3 separate regions of the Homo sapiens genome follow, and all the other regions are linked to region 3. A link is a loop called in an ENCODE intact Hi-C map of the cell type or tissue named here. Cell type or tissue: GM12878. All regions are shown on one strand.

Region 1 (5,000 bases), 270 kb after region 3:
AAAATTTTTTTTTTTTTTTTGAGACAAGGTCTTTCTGTGTTTCCCAGGCTGGAGTGCAGTGGCACGATCTTGGCTCACTGCAGCCTCCGCCTCCCCAGTTCAAGCAATTCTCGGTTCTCAGCCTCTCAAATAGGTGGGATTACAGGCACGCGACACCACTCCCAGCTACAAGGTTTCTCCATATTGGCCAGGCTGGTTTTGCATTCCTGGTCTCAGGTGATTCACCCGCCTCTGCCTCCCAAAGTACTGGGATTATAGGCGTGAGCCGCGCCCTGCCTTATAGTCAGATTTATAATTCATTGCCTTTTATGGCTAAGGGGTTTTGTATTGGTTTAGGGAGACATTTCTTACTCCAAGGTTAATAAATAAAAATGTTTGGCTGGGCACAGTGGCTCACCCCTGTAATCCCAGCACTTTGGGAGGCCAAGGTGGGTGGATCACCTGAGGCCAGGAGTTCAGGACCAGCCCAGCCAACATGGTGAAACCCCATCTCTACTAGAAGTACAAAAATTAACCAGTCATGGTGGTGGGCACCTGTAATTCCAGCCACTCGAGAGGCTGAGGCAGGAGAATCACTTGAACCCAGGAGGCAGAGGTTGCAATGACCAGAGATCGTGCCACTGCACTCCAGCCTGGGTGATGGAGTGAGACGCTGACTCCATCAATCAATGAATCTGACTATACAGTTTAAGATATTTGCACGGAGTAGGGGGAGGAACAGCATAAACAGAATCAAACGACAAATGAAGAGATGGGAAAAAATATTTGCAAAGCACATAAAAAAATTTGCAAAACACATGAAAAAATTATATATTTAATTATTATACACTGAAATACTTTAAAATAAGAAATGGCCAACAACTCACTAGATAATCAAAGGTTATAAATTATCAATATTTAGGAAAATAAATACAATGGCTTGTACCCATGAAAAATGCAAATTAAAATAATAGATTACTATCAGATTAGCACAGATTAAAGCCAGAAAATTATAACTCACAGTATTAAATTGTAGAAACTACAGGCAATTCATGTTCCACCATTGCTGGGAATGCAAACGGATGCAATCAAGTTGGGGGGCAATTAAATTTTGAAACACACATGTGCAAAGATGTTCAAAGGAACATTTTAAAGGTGCAGATCAGTTTCTTTAATATGCTGTGATTTGTATAAGGGGACAAAAATATAAATATATATTCTTGAACATACGGGGACTATTTCGAGGACATACAAAACTGTTCAAAATAATTGGCTCTAGGGAACAGTCTGGGGGGCATAAGGGGGAAGTAAAACCTACTTTTCATTATATAACATTTTAGTGTAGTTTGAACTTTTACCAATTTCTGACCTCTTTTTTTAATTTAAAAAAAATAGTCAAAAAGTAATAAATGCAACTAATTTCTCAGGGCTCTGGACCAGTCTCCTAAGTAGGAGACATGGTCAAACCCAGGGAGTATGCAAAGAGTGCAAAAAAAAAAAAAAAAAAAGACTGGCATTTCTATTTATATTATTACCTCATCATTTCCAATTTTTTGTTATTTGTAACTTTAGTAAACATCAGCTATATTAATTCAACAGCACGTGTGTGTGTGTGTGTGTGTGTGTGTACACAACCAGAGACACCTGGAATACGTTCTCTGGGGAAAGTAATACTCTTTCAATTAATGTCTTCAGAGAAAGGTACCATTTTGTCCACTCTCTGAAAAAGGACTCAGTATTTACGATCTTGCATGTGAAATCAGTTAATATAATTCACACGGGGTAACATCATCTCCCTCAACCACTGAGAAATGAGAATGAAATCAAAAGCCAGAGGTTAAGCTTAGGATCAGTTCCCACACACTGAGATACGTTTAGAACTTAAGTCACAGCCTGTCCCTCCTCTGCGCAAAGCCCCCCAGTCTCTCCCACCTTTCTGAGTCTTACTTGGTTCTGGAAGGCTCTCTGGAGCCTGGCCTCAAGCTCCATCTTAGATTTCATCTTCTGGAACTCTCCTCTCTCCCTCATCCAGCTTCAGTCACTCTGGTGTCTCCTCAAACACACCAAATACACTCTCCCTCTCCTCGACCCCCGGGGGGATTGTACACAGGTCCTGGGTCTAAAAAGTTCCCTCCACAAGGGGGCCAAATGGCTCCTAACTGTACTCAGGTCCCTACTCAAACATAAACAAATAAAATTCTTCTTTTCCACCATCTCTTTCTACCACCTTCTCCTGCTTGATTCTCCCTTATAGCACGTAACGCCAACCAAAATATATTTATTTGTCTGGAATAAATTTGAATATAAGCTTCATGATAGCAGAGACTTGGTTTCTTCACTACTGTACCTCCAGGACCCAGACTGTGCTAGGCATATAATAGACATTCAAAAAAATGTTTGCTGAGGAAATATTTTTACTAGGTATTTTTGCTGGGTAAACAAAGTAAGGAATGAATAAAGGAATGAACAAATGAAAGAACAGATTGAGACCTGCTTTTATACCTCCCCCATTCTAATTATTTTTGCTGTCAGAACACAAAATGGCCAAAGCTTCTAAACTGTAGGAGGAGGCAAGGAAATGAATATTTAACTGCTGTCTATGACATGTGTATTTTTTTTAATCCCTTAACACAGCAACAATACCCTGCACAGTGATAAAATGAAAACGCTCTAGTTTTTTCCTAGAAAAAACTGTACCACTCCTAAATCTGTACATATTCTCTGACTTTCTCCTGTTATAATGGAGGACTGTCCTAGCTCCAGAGACCCATGGATGCACCCTATTTCAGGACACTGTCTCCTCTCTCTCTCTAGTATGGACAGCTCTTCTCCACCCCTCTCTCATCATTCCCATCAGCATACAAACAGGCTGTGAGAGTTCTCCACTTTAAAAAATGACAGATATTCCCTGATCTCTTTGCCCCTTATAGAAAAGGGTGCTATATTCATAGTGTCCTGTTTTTTCTCACCTCCCACAAAAAATCCAAGCACTCTAATCAAACTTTTTATTTCCCCATCACTACCCTTTACCCCAGAAACGATTTGTGCTAATGTCACCAAAAATCAATTCTGAGTCTCATTTTAACCTGACTTCTTGGCAGCAATTGACACAGCTGATCACACCTTCCTTGCTAGAATTTCTTCCATTGCTTTCCAGAAACACCAGACTGGCTGGGTTTTCTTCCCCCTCAATGGACACGGCGCTGGCTCCTACTGCTCCATAGCCCACCTCTGGGCCCTAGTCTTTTCCATTGGAACTAACTCTAGAGGTGACCTCTTCCAGCCCAATAACTTTAAAGCCCACCTATTTGCCCATAGGTGTCTCCAGCCCTGGCCTTCCTGTGGAAGGACCATAATCACTTGGCAGCCACAGGATATATCAAAAATGAGTCACAACTCTTGATTCCATCCACCTCCAAAATCCAGGTATTTTCCTTAATTCTCATTCTTTCACAACTCCACATATATCCATATCCTCATTATCTCAGGACAACGTGACCATTTCTTGCCACTTCCCACCACTTCCATGCCTACCAAAGAAGCCTATCTTCTCTCACCAGGACCACTGAAAAAGTCTTGCAACTGATTTCCCTTGTCCTCTTCTTGCCTCTCTACAGTCAATTCTCTATACAACAGTCAACAGTAAGATTTGTTTAAAAAAAAAAAAAAAAAAAAAAGTCACTGCCTTGCTCAAAATTCTGAAATGGTTTCTCATCGCATTCAAGCTAAAATCCAAATTCCTTACCATGGCCTACAAGGCCCTGCATGACCTGGCCTCTGCCCAACTCCGAGTCCAATCTGGACATGGGCTGTGCGCCCAACACATATGTGTTACCTGAGTGGATTTAACAGCATGTGCAGTCGGTCAAGAAACAGACTAGGAAGCATCTCCAGACAAAAAAAAAGTGCAAACATCCAACCAACTGGGATTCCGGGCTTTGGATCCTCTCTCAATTCAGCATCAGTTGCTGTATCTGCTCTTTCTCTCCCATCTCAAGCTTGTACTTAACACAGGCCTCTACCCTGTAACAGAGCTTCAAAATCACAGTGAGATCCTACACTTCAACTTCATCCCTTTACCTATAGTTCCTAGCACCAAAGGTCTTACAGTGACAGCAACAGAGTTTTGCAACAAGTGGGCAAATCTCCTCCAGTAAATTTCTTCTCCACTGTGTTCTAAATGTGCCAGGATTTTCAATAGAAAATTTCACAACCCTGTGCTCTGTCAACTCTAAAACCCTCTCCTCTCCCCAAGTCAAGGCTTCAGAGGAAATAAAAAAGTATCACTGCTTATACAGGCTGTACTGAGTTTATCACATCCATTATCTTTCTGACTTCTGTCCTTGGGATTCCAGTTGGTCTTGACCTTGTATAGCTGCCCTCACAGTATCTTTGTCAGTTTATGCATACTACTTCTATTATTTCTCTTTCTCAAATCAATTTCATTGGGTATGTTAGAAATATGCAGAAATTCTAGAAATGAATGTATATGTAAAAAGATATTAACAAATATGGAAAAAAGAAATATATAACATATATACTACTCTCAAGATGGTATCAATCCTCAAGATCTCATTTTCTTATTAGGTCCTTATTGAACTTCACTTCTTAGTTATAAAAGTCCCTTAAAAAAAAAAATCAGACCAAAAAAAAAAAAAAAAAACCACACACATCAGATACAGCTTCAGCCTCATCAGTTGTATCTTGTTGCCAGCTCCAGGTATCCTTTTTTTTTTTTTTTTTTTTTTTAAGACAGAGTTTCATTCTTGTTGCCCAGGCTAGAGTGCAATGGCATGACCTCGGCTCACCACAACCTCCATCTCCCGGGTTAAAGCGATTCTCTTGCCTCAGCCTCCCAAGTAGCTGGGATTACAGGCATGTGCCACCATGCCCGACTAATTTTGTATTTTTAGTAGAGACAGGGTTTGTCCATGTTGGTCGGGCTGGTCTCGAACTCTCGACCTCAGGTGATCTGCCCGCCTCGGCTTCCCAAAGTCCTGGGATTACAGGGGGTGAGCCAC
Region 2 (5,000 bases), 72 kb after region 3:
AGATCAGAAGGAACAAACTCCAGACACGCCGCCTTTAAGAACTGTAACACTCACCGCGAGGGTCCGTGGCTTCATTCTTGAAGTCAGTGAGACCACGAACTCACCAATTCCGGACACAGATGTGTCCACTTGAAGAATGAAGGTCAGAGGTACCTCTAACTGCAAAGGAATCTGTGAGATACAGTTTCCAGCTTACCAGGCTACCATGTCTAGGAGGACATGCTAGAAAGAAGAGGTCTTAAGCAGGAAGATCTGCAGCATCTGCCACATTGACCCTCTGCTACCCATGCTTGTTGGTCTCTAAACTAAAGGCAAGGTTGCAAGGGTATTTGCTTGTTATAAAGTAATATGTTTGTTCTTGGGAAATTACAATCCAGATTTCATCTTAAACACATAAATCAGGTTCCCACTGGAACTCCCTTCCTCTTCAGCCAAAGACCATCAGGAAAATTGGCAAGAAAAATTGTCTCTGAGTAAAAGCAAGAAGGCTTGCCCAGGGACTGCCCTCTCCTCAATTTTCTGGAGATGTGGATTGGCATGAAGAGAAGAACAGGAATATTTCTCAAGCTCATAAAACAAAAGCTCTGTAAAATACCCAGGCATAGCCAAAGCCTTGATCTCAGGGGCTGGACATTTAATTAGGGATTCTGAGAGTTTAGTAACAAACGATCTGATTGGCAAGACTCCTTTTAGACCACTTAAAATGTGCATGGACTGTCTCAGGAGTGCAAACTGGAGGAAAGCTTGGGGTCAGGAGCAATAAGACTGTGATAAAAAGAAGCAGAGCTTAAGTGTTTTGTTACTAATCTAGACCTGGGTTTTGTCTGTCTGTTTGTTTGTTAGAAATGAAGTCTTGCTCTGTTGCCCAGGCTAGAGTGCAATGACATAATGGTAGCCCATTGCAGACTCGAACTCCTGGGCTCAAGCAATCCTCCTGCCTCAGTATTCTAAGTAGCTAGGACTACAGGTGCATGCCACCACACCCAGCTAATTTTTTTTATTTTTTGTAGAGATGGGGTCTGAATATGTTGCTCAGCCTGATCTTGAACTCCTGGGCTCAAACAATCCTCCTACCTCAGGCACCCAAAGTGTTGGGATTACAGGGGTGAGCCACTGCACCCAGCTTGGACTCAGTTATTTGGCTTCCACTCTGACTAAGGTTATCTTCAAGGTGCAAAACCACCACAACACTGTACATACTCAAAGTTAACTGGTCCCATTTCCCTTGCTCCAGTTTTTCTATGATTAACAAGACATTAGTAATAAATTAAGGGCTTTTTCCACATGAAGCTCGAAGAGCTATTTGCTTGCTTGTTTTAGTTCCATCATCAAAGACCTTCAGCAGAGACGCGAATCCAAGTATTAATTCTCATGAAAATTCATAACAACATTGGATATTGTCATCTCTAAGGAAAGAAGTACGTGTGACTCTGAGGGTTGCCCTGCCTTTCTGAATACAGTTGACCTTCTGTTAATCATTCTTGTTAGTCATTAAACCAGAGTTATCATAAAATAATGTGTTTGTTAATTGGAAATTAGAATCCCAAAGCAAAGCTGACTTCATCTCTAAAATCACAAGGATCCGGATATAAATCAAGCCTCCACTGGAAGCTGCCATGGGTAACCATGAAATTCAAAATGACATTGCTGTCCTAGAAAAACCTTTGGCCTACTTTCTATTAGGAAAGATCAGAAAAGAGCTTATTTCCCATTTGAAAGAGTGAGTTCTCCTGTTGACAAGAAGATTCTAGGACCACAACCGCAATTTGGAAATGAGAGAAGTCTATTGCTGTAGTACTCTCTTTCTGGAATCTCTTCCATGTAAAACTTCAAGGAACATAGGCCAAACAGTTGGTATGGTTGGGTTTCCAAAGGGCTGTGAAGGCTCCCTTTGTATTTTCTCTGCTTTTAACCTCAGTGTGACTACTCCGTTTGGAAAAGTCACCAGGACTTTGACATGGGCTAAGACTGAAGCCCATCAAGCCCCGAAAGCAGTATGCCATTACAACTGTACCTTCTGAGGCGGTGCACGACTTTTCTCCACTACAAGAACAATGAGATGACTCTCTTTCTGGCCACCAGGAGGTCTCTGAGTTTCACTTCTGCTATGACTCCCTCCACCAGAGCTGATAAAGGCAGCAGAGATGAAGCAGCAGGTAGCTCCCTTTGCAGGTCTGGCACTGCCCTAAATGAATATGAGAAAGCCTCTGGCTAACGTCAGCTTGGCATCCCTGTCAAAATCTCCCCTTTATGTTTTCATTGTGCATCCATTTTGCCTTCTTTGTCTTGCCTTTCCAGTTTCCGTGGATCTCCAGGTTGCTGACCACCTGCTCAGGCTTTGTAGCCACCTGCATTAATATCCCTTTGACATCTACTTCCTCCTAACACCAAACTGCTAGACTCTTTCCAGAAACCTTTGTTCTGAGCCCTGCTGTCAATTTATACTCTTATCTGCTCACCTGTCCCCAGGCCCTCCAGTTCTGCTTTGAATATAAGCCTTCTCCCTCATGTTTCCACCCCATACCCAAGGATTCCACCACCATGCCAAGCCTCCATCCCCTACCAGGCCAGCACACCCTGGCCTTGGTCTCTCAATGTGAATTAAATCTCCATCTGCCTTCAATATTTCTCTAAATGGCTCTTTATCCAGCTTAACCCCTACATTTTTCACTGACTTAAGGATATGATCACACCTTACGAAGAGTTTATGCTATTCTGAACTGAACACCTGGAGAGGAATATGAGTACAATCAAATATAGTTATGAGCTGGATGCTCACCACATCCACACATGCTGTTAGCTTTTGATAGGTAAGATGCATTCCTAAGAATATTATGCTTCACCATAAAAACCCTAGGAGAAAACCTAGGCATTACCATTCAGGACATAGGCATGGGCAAGGACTTCATGTCTAAAACACCAAAAGCAATGGCAACAAAAGCCAAAATTGACAAATGGGATCTAATTAAACTAAAGAGCTTCTGCACAGCAAAAGAAACTACCATCAGAGTGAACAGGCAACCCACAAAATGGGAGAAAATTTTCACAACCTACTCATCTCACAAAGGGCTAATATCCAGAATCTACAATGAACTGAAACAAATTTACAAGAAAAAAACAAACAACCCCATCAAAAAGTGGGCAAAGGACATGAACAGACACTTTTCAAAAGAAGACATTTATGCAGCCAAAAAACACATGAAAAAATGCTCACCATCACTGGCCATCAGAGAAATGCAAATCAAAACCGCAATGAGATATCATCTCACACCAGTGAGAATGGCAATCATTAAAAAGTCAGGAAACAACAGGTGCTAGAGAGGATGTGGAGAAATAGGAACACTTTTACACTGTTGGTGGGACTGTAAACTAGTTCAACCCTTGTGGAAGTCACTGTGGCGATTCCTCAGGGATCTAGAACTAGAAATACCATTTGACCCAGCCATCCCATTACTGGGTATATACCCAAAGGACTATAAATCATGCTGCTATAAAGACACATGCACACATATGTTTATTGCGGCACTGTTCACAATAGCAAAGACTTGGAACCAACCCAAATGTCAAACAATCATAGACTGGATTAAGAAAATGTGGCACATATACACTACGGAATACTATGCAGCCATAAAAAATGATGAGTTCATGTCCTTTGCAGGGACATGGATGAAATTGGAAATCATCATTCTCAGTAAACTATCGCAAGAACAAAAAACCAAACACTGCATATTCTCACTCATAGGTGGGAATTGAACAATGAGAACACACGGACACAGGAAGGGGAACATCACACTCTGGGGACTGGTGTGGGGTGGGGGGAGGGGGGAGGGATAGCACTGGGAGATATACCTAATGCTAGATGACGAGTTAGTGGGTGCAGCGCACCAGCATGTCACATGTATACATATGTAACTAACCTGCACATTGTGCACATGTACCCTAAAACTTAAAGTATAATAAAAAAAAAAGATTAAAAAAAAAGAATACTATGCTTTAAAGATTTTGCTATTCAAGGAAATAATGACTTCTGATTGCTTTTCCTGCAATCCAAAATCATATCATTACTGCCAAAAAAAAAAATTCTGAAGTCCAGACATGAGACTACAAACTACTATATTCTCCTTTTATGCCTCCTGGCCTCACTGAACTGCAAAGGCAATTGGGAAGTGTAAGGTGTCTAGGCAGTCATTGTACAGCTTCCGTTACCATGAAGGAAATAGAAAAGTGGTTTTGGTGGACAGCTAGCAGTCTCCACAACTTGTTTACTAATTAATACCAAATATGTCAGTAATTCTGATTTTCCTATATGCCGTTCACAGACTTACAAACCAGAAGTCTCCTTATGGAAATCACCTTACTTCTTGTGCAAATGCGATTTTAAAATTTTTTATATCAGTCTTTTTTTTTCTTTTTTCACTGTATTTACTAATGGAATATGGAGATTCTACATGGCCCCATATTTTCTGCTCCATTGAAAAATGGCTTTTGAGACCAGTGTAATTTAAGGGTGGCCAAGAGGCAGTAAGATTTTTTTAAGCCTTCCATTCCATTTTTACACATAAGAAGGCAGCTTACAAAATGGCAACGCAAACCTATTGCAAGCAATGATGATTGCGTTCCCCATCTAGAGCGCTGCTGAGTCTCAGCAGCCTGGACTTCAAAGTTCATCGTTTGCTTATGGACTTTAGCCTGTTTTATCTCTGACTCCAGAAATAAAGCCTTTTGAAAGAATTTTGAGAATGAGGAAGGCTTTTTTGTCTCTCTCTATCTCAGACCAGCCCTAGTGTTTTATTGCACCCAATGTGCTAACTCAGCCATACCAGTATTGGAACAAGCTAAGGATTAAGAAATCCGGTTGGAGGCAGTCTGCAGTAGTGTGCAGTATTTACTGCCAGGCAGCTTCTATCAAGAGTGCCAGTGAAAAAATAGCCAGCACATCTATTATAGCAAAAAACTCCTGGAAGAGAGACCGGGGGTGTGGGGGTGCAGGGAAGGAACCA
Region 3 (5,000 bases):
ACTGCCACAAATATAGCATTTCCTCCTTCACTCAGGGACTTGGCCTTGTTCCCTTTGTCCAGAGTGCCCCCCTCCCACCTGCTTTTCCCATCTACCTTTTGATTACCCCTCAGAAAGGGCCCCCTTGATGGCTCTGCCTAAAGTGGGGCCCCTGGGGATGCTCTACCTTACACAGCTTATAATTCCTTTCTTTATTTTATATTTTCTTGGTTTTTAAAAAATCTTCCCCCAACTCACAAGAAGCTCCATAAGAAGTGAACCAAGTCTGTCTTGTTCTTCCTGGTGTTTTCAGGGCCCAGATAGCACCCAGCATGGTGGAGCCACTCAATACCTCTTAATTAATTCACACACTCACTAGAGTTTCTTTAAGTATCTTAAGTGGGGCAAGAATCCCCAGATTCAAAGATCAATTATTTCTAAAAGGGAAAATGTGATTTTTGTAAATCACCAAAAAAATCTACAAGTGTTAAGTAAAGGCGCTACTGAGGGAAGTGGAGATGGAAGGAGGGGGAGGATTTCCTTGACCAAACAGAAATGCAGCTTAGGAGAAGCTTAGCTTGGCAGAAAAAAATAGCATCATGGTCAGTCCATCTATCAGCTAATGGGGCATACTGGACCCCCTTGACCCATAAATTGAATAAGAAATTTAATTCAATAAACATATTTAAAATCCTAGTCAAAGGAATCAAGATCAAAAACTCTGATATATAGGAACAGTATGGAGAATTAAATCATATAGTATGAAAAAAATGTAAACGCATCACCTAAACTGATGGGCTTTCTCAAGAAAAGCATCAAATTGACTTTGTCCCTGATGTTTCCGAGATGCTCACGGAAAACAAGAGCATTTGCTGCCACTTATCAAGACTTCCAGTTTATGCTTTCTAACAGGCAGCAAGGACAGCACTGTTGAAATGCTGGGTTCAATAAGGACTTTGTTCAGTGTAATCCTGGGGCCAGTAAATTCAACAGCGACAGCATAAAGACATAATTTGATGCTCTTTGCTATAGAACTCCACATATCTCTGCCTGATGCCCTCGGCCACTTTATTTATTTGCTACATTCCAGAGTCTTAGTTATTAAGTTGTGCTTTACACTGTACACCCCAAACACTCCATTTGTTCATTCATTCACTCATTCGGCAATTCAACAAGCCTATCTCAAGAGCCTACAAAATGCCAGGCACTGTTCCAGGGGCTAAAGATAGAGCAGGGAACAAAGCAGACAAGGCCCAGATCTCCTGGAGTTTTCAAAAATACAGGGGATGATGAATGATAAGTATCTTCCCAAGCTAAGAAACTAGGGGCTGCACGAAGGAAACAAAACAAGGGAATCAAAGAAAAGGGTGAGTGGGGTCACATGTGGGTAAAAATGGAGAACTTAAGGGAGAGCAGAAACTCTGGTGGGGGAAAGGGGTCTCTGAAAAAGACGTGCTTGAGCTGAGGAAGAACAATGTCTCACAGAGAATCGCACAAATGACCCATGGCCCAGGGTCAGTGTGGCTGAGCAGAGTGAGTGGTGTGTGGTGAGCAGGAAGGCAGGGATAGGCCAGATCATAGAGTACTGAGGGGCCACAATGAAGGAGTCTGATACATTTGAACTGCCTGTCCAGGCAGATCCTCTCTCTATACTCTCGCGCGTGCGTGTGTGTGTGTGTACATGCATGTGCACGCACAGGAGGAGGTTTATATAGCTATCAGCACTCCCTTGTCCTTTGGCTTCTGCTTGTGTTGAGCCACTGCCCCACTTCCCCTGGTTTGCAGAGTGCAGAGGGTAGGAAGAGAATGAGGGTCGCTGTGGACAGGCTGTGACTCTCCACAGAAGGTCAAAGCTCCTGTCAGGAGCTCTTTCCACACAATTCTCTCTCTGGGCTCCTATAATTGCTCACCCGCACTGTCCTCTTCAGGCCTGGGATAATAATGGCCCTGCATTCTTAATGCCCCTTAGGGGTGCTACACCAGCCTTAGTCACTTTTTGAAAACCCTGTTCATGTTCTCCTAGAAATTTTCATCAAACACCCAGCCTGAAAGTACTCTTCCTGCCAGGACCTTGACTGATAGATTCTATTCTGAAATCACTGCACCAAGCCACTCTCTCACCTTCAGCAGTTACCTTTTGCTACCTCCTTAGTCTTGGTAAGCCACTTGCTGGAAGCTGGTTTCTGTAAGTGGCATGTAACTCCACATAACATCACCTTTGGAATTTTTAGAAGTTTCTGGGTCAATTAAATGTCATCCAGCTCCTATGGTTCCCTTTTTTTGCACAAAGCTTCCCTGAGATCAGAGCTCTCTTTAGGGTGATGCAAGTCATACCAATAAAATGATTCAGGACAGAATTTTGAAACTAAAAGGCAGTGTGGTATAGAAAGACCTCTGAATTTGTACTTTAACTGTGTGACTCTTGGCAAGTAAGTTTCCTCATCCTTAAGGTAGTAATGATAATAATGTGCAGCGATAAATTTATTTCTCAACACTGGCCTCATTGGGCCATTTTGAGGATGTAGCAGAGATTACTCCAGCATCAACTTCTTTGCTTCACTGATTCTGAGACACAGAGTATAAACAAAACCCAGGACGACTCATGTTTTTGTCACTCCTTAAAATTGTGAGGTCCCCACAAGTGTTATAATACATCGATTATTATATTAGTCATCACGAGCTGCCATAACAAAATACCAGACTGGGTGGCTTAGACCACAGAGGTTGATTTCTCACAGTGAAGGAGCCTGGGAAGTCCAGGTTTGGGGTTGCCAGCATGGTTTGTTTCCTGCTGAGGGCTCTCTGCTTGGCTTTCAGACAAGAGCCTTCTTGCTGTGTCCTCACATGGAGAGAGACAGCTCTGATCTCTCTTCCTCTTTTTATAAGGGCACCAGCCTTGTGAGATTAGGAACCCACTCTTTAACTTCATTTAGCCTTTATCATCTCATGGGTCCTATCTCCAAATATAGTCACATTGGGGGTTTCGGTTTCAACCTATGAATTTTGGGCAGATGCAAACACTCAGTTCACAACAGTCATCTAAACCAACTGCATGATAACCATTACCCAAACATTATCTATTTCTCTCAGGAACGGCAACACAGATGATTTGGAATTCCACTAGATTAAAAGCTCTTTTCCTCTACAACATATAATGATGCATGCTGAAGATTATGATTAAAAATACTGAGTTAGGTTTAGTAATTTATATAAATAACTTACTTAGAATACACGTACAAAACTAAATCAAAGAACCACTGTCCAATTTATGCAACTACTCAGTGTCTGAAAATCTAAATTCCTAAGATTGCCACGACTTTGCTAAGATTTTAACCAAAAATCTTGACCAGCATGAGAAATATTGCCTTGTATGACTGTCATACACATTCCTGCTTTAGTAAGGAATGAAATTTTTTAACTATTAAAAAAAAAGGCAAGAAACTTGAGAATTTGAGAATGGAATACTTCACAGCAGTTTTTTAATTAACCAGATTTACATGTTTCAACAGGAATAAACCTTAAAAGCGAGTATAACCCACATAAGCAAAATTGTTTCAAAAATTAAACAAAATACAGTTGGATACTGCAACTTCCTATAAAACTAACTCACCTCTGCCTTTCTGAATAAAAATGAAATGGAATAAAACAAATCAGTCTTCGACTGCTTCCTCTGTCTGTGACCACATACCGTCGTTTAGGCTAATCTTTTACATTTTTTTCCCCGTCCCTTTCATTTCAAAAATAAAGATAATAATATTCAATATTTAGAATGTCCATCATGGAGAACTGCTGGCAGCATAAAAAGAGAATCATGTGACTTTTACAATATAAAATTCTCCATTTGAAGGATATTTGTGTATAAGGCTCTATAGTTCAGTATCAACTAACATTTATTTAATACTATGTGCCAGATATTACAGTAGGCACTTTTGTTTTCAATTTATATTTACCTTTTACAACTCATCCGATTTTGGCACACTGGCAACTGAGAATGTTGAGGGGCACACATAAAAAAATACTTTTTAGGAGATCCACAGTTATGGAGCAATCACGTAAGACTTCACCTTGAAATATCTTTATTTTATTTTATTTTTTACTGCCCTGAAAGATGGGGTTAACAATATGGCACATGTATACCTATGTAACAAACCTGCACATTGTGCTCATGTACCCTAGAACTTAAAGTGTAATAAAAAGATAAATTAATTAAAAAAAAAGATGGGATTAAGACAGCAAATAATCCAGGTAGTCAGGAGAACTTAATGAAACAGCCGTTCTGCTCTGCCTAACTTTCCCACCTTCCCTTGCTGGGGCACCACTGCCCATGGGTGGAGCTGCCAATTAAGTCAGAGCCTCAGGGTGACACACAACTACTGAGCCAACAGACATCCAACAAGTACTCTCTGTATCCAGAAACACTAACTTATCTAAGAGCAGAGAATTCACAGGAACCCTATAATCGTCAGTTAGGTAAGAAAAATAAAACCAATTTTGAAAGTTTGCTGGGGAATAACATCGATGTTTAAAAGTCACTGAAGTGGAGAATGTTCCACTACATCATTAGAAGGAAGGGGGGTGCTCCTGAAACCTAGCAAACCAAAATCTTAAATCACTCCTTAGTTTACCGCATGTTATTTGCCTCATCAAAGGTCTTTGCAATCATAAAAATTTGTTTCTTAAAACTCGAACCCCATCTTGCAAGACAGAAGATCAAAGAGCTTCCCAGAGTGTTTGGGATTGGGAAATTCTTTTTTCCATTTGTAGGTTTTGCATCAAAACAGATGCAGCAAGAAAAGCCGCATCTCAATGCCGTTGTGACTTTATGAAGGTGGACAATCCTGGTTGAGCAGAGATATTGCAGATGTCTCCCCTGTCATGGAGGATAACCTGCCTTCCCAGGTAGGTGGAGCTCAACCACAGCAGAGGGTGATATGTGGAAAGCATTATTCTGAAGGAGGAAGAACTAATTCACCCTGTCACCTTTCTTCGTTAAGGAAAGATAACAATTTGAGAACTCGTGT

Evidence for each region. Hi-C counts contacts between places; a loop is a spot of excess contacts. Peaks named below come from ENCODE experiments on the same cell type or tissue, not always from the same donor. Only the 100,000 strongest peaks of a DNase experiment are listed, where the experiment ranks them.
Region 1: it touches region 3 in a loop (3-fold over the local background); 2 of 110 quality-filtered maps call a loop at or near these places.
Region 2: a loop joins it to region 3, with 2.3 times the contacts of the local background. A loop is called at or near these places in 3 of 110 quality-filtered maps.

The regions. Positions count from the first base shown.
Region 1 is chr5:124,723,029-124,728,028 of GRCh38, forward strand. The region is part of intron 2 of ZNF608 (zinc finger protein 608); the gene reads right to left. Among named protein-coding and RNA genes, the nearest start is that of ZNF608, 21 kb to the right of the region's middle. In GM12878, a CTCF peak has its summit at 2,120; no DNase peak of the experiment used is centred here; H3K4me3 peaks cover 731 bases; H3K27ac peaks cover 2,125 bases.
Region 2 is chr5:124,522,660-124,527,659 of GRCh38, forward strand. No RefSeq gene overlaps it. Among named protein-coding and RNA genes, the nearest start is that of LINC01170, 87 kb to the left of the region's middle. In GM12878, a CTCF peak has its summit at 2,080; a DNase peak (open chromatin) is centred at 2,112.
Region 3 is chr5:124,451,010-124,456,009 of GRCh38, forward strand. No RefSeq gene overlaps it. Among named protein-coding and RNA genes, the nearest start is that of LINC01170, 15 kb to the left of the region's middle. In GM12878, no CTCF peak of the experiment used is centred here; DNase peaks (open chromatin) are centred at 2,376 and 2,792; H3K27ac peaks cover 294 bases.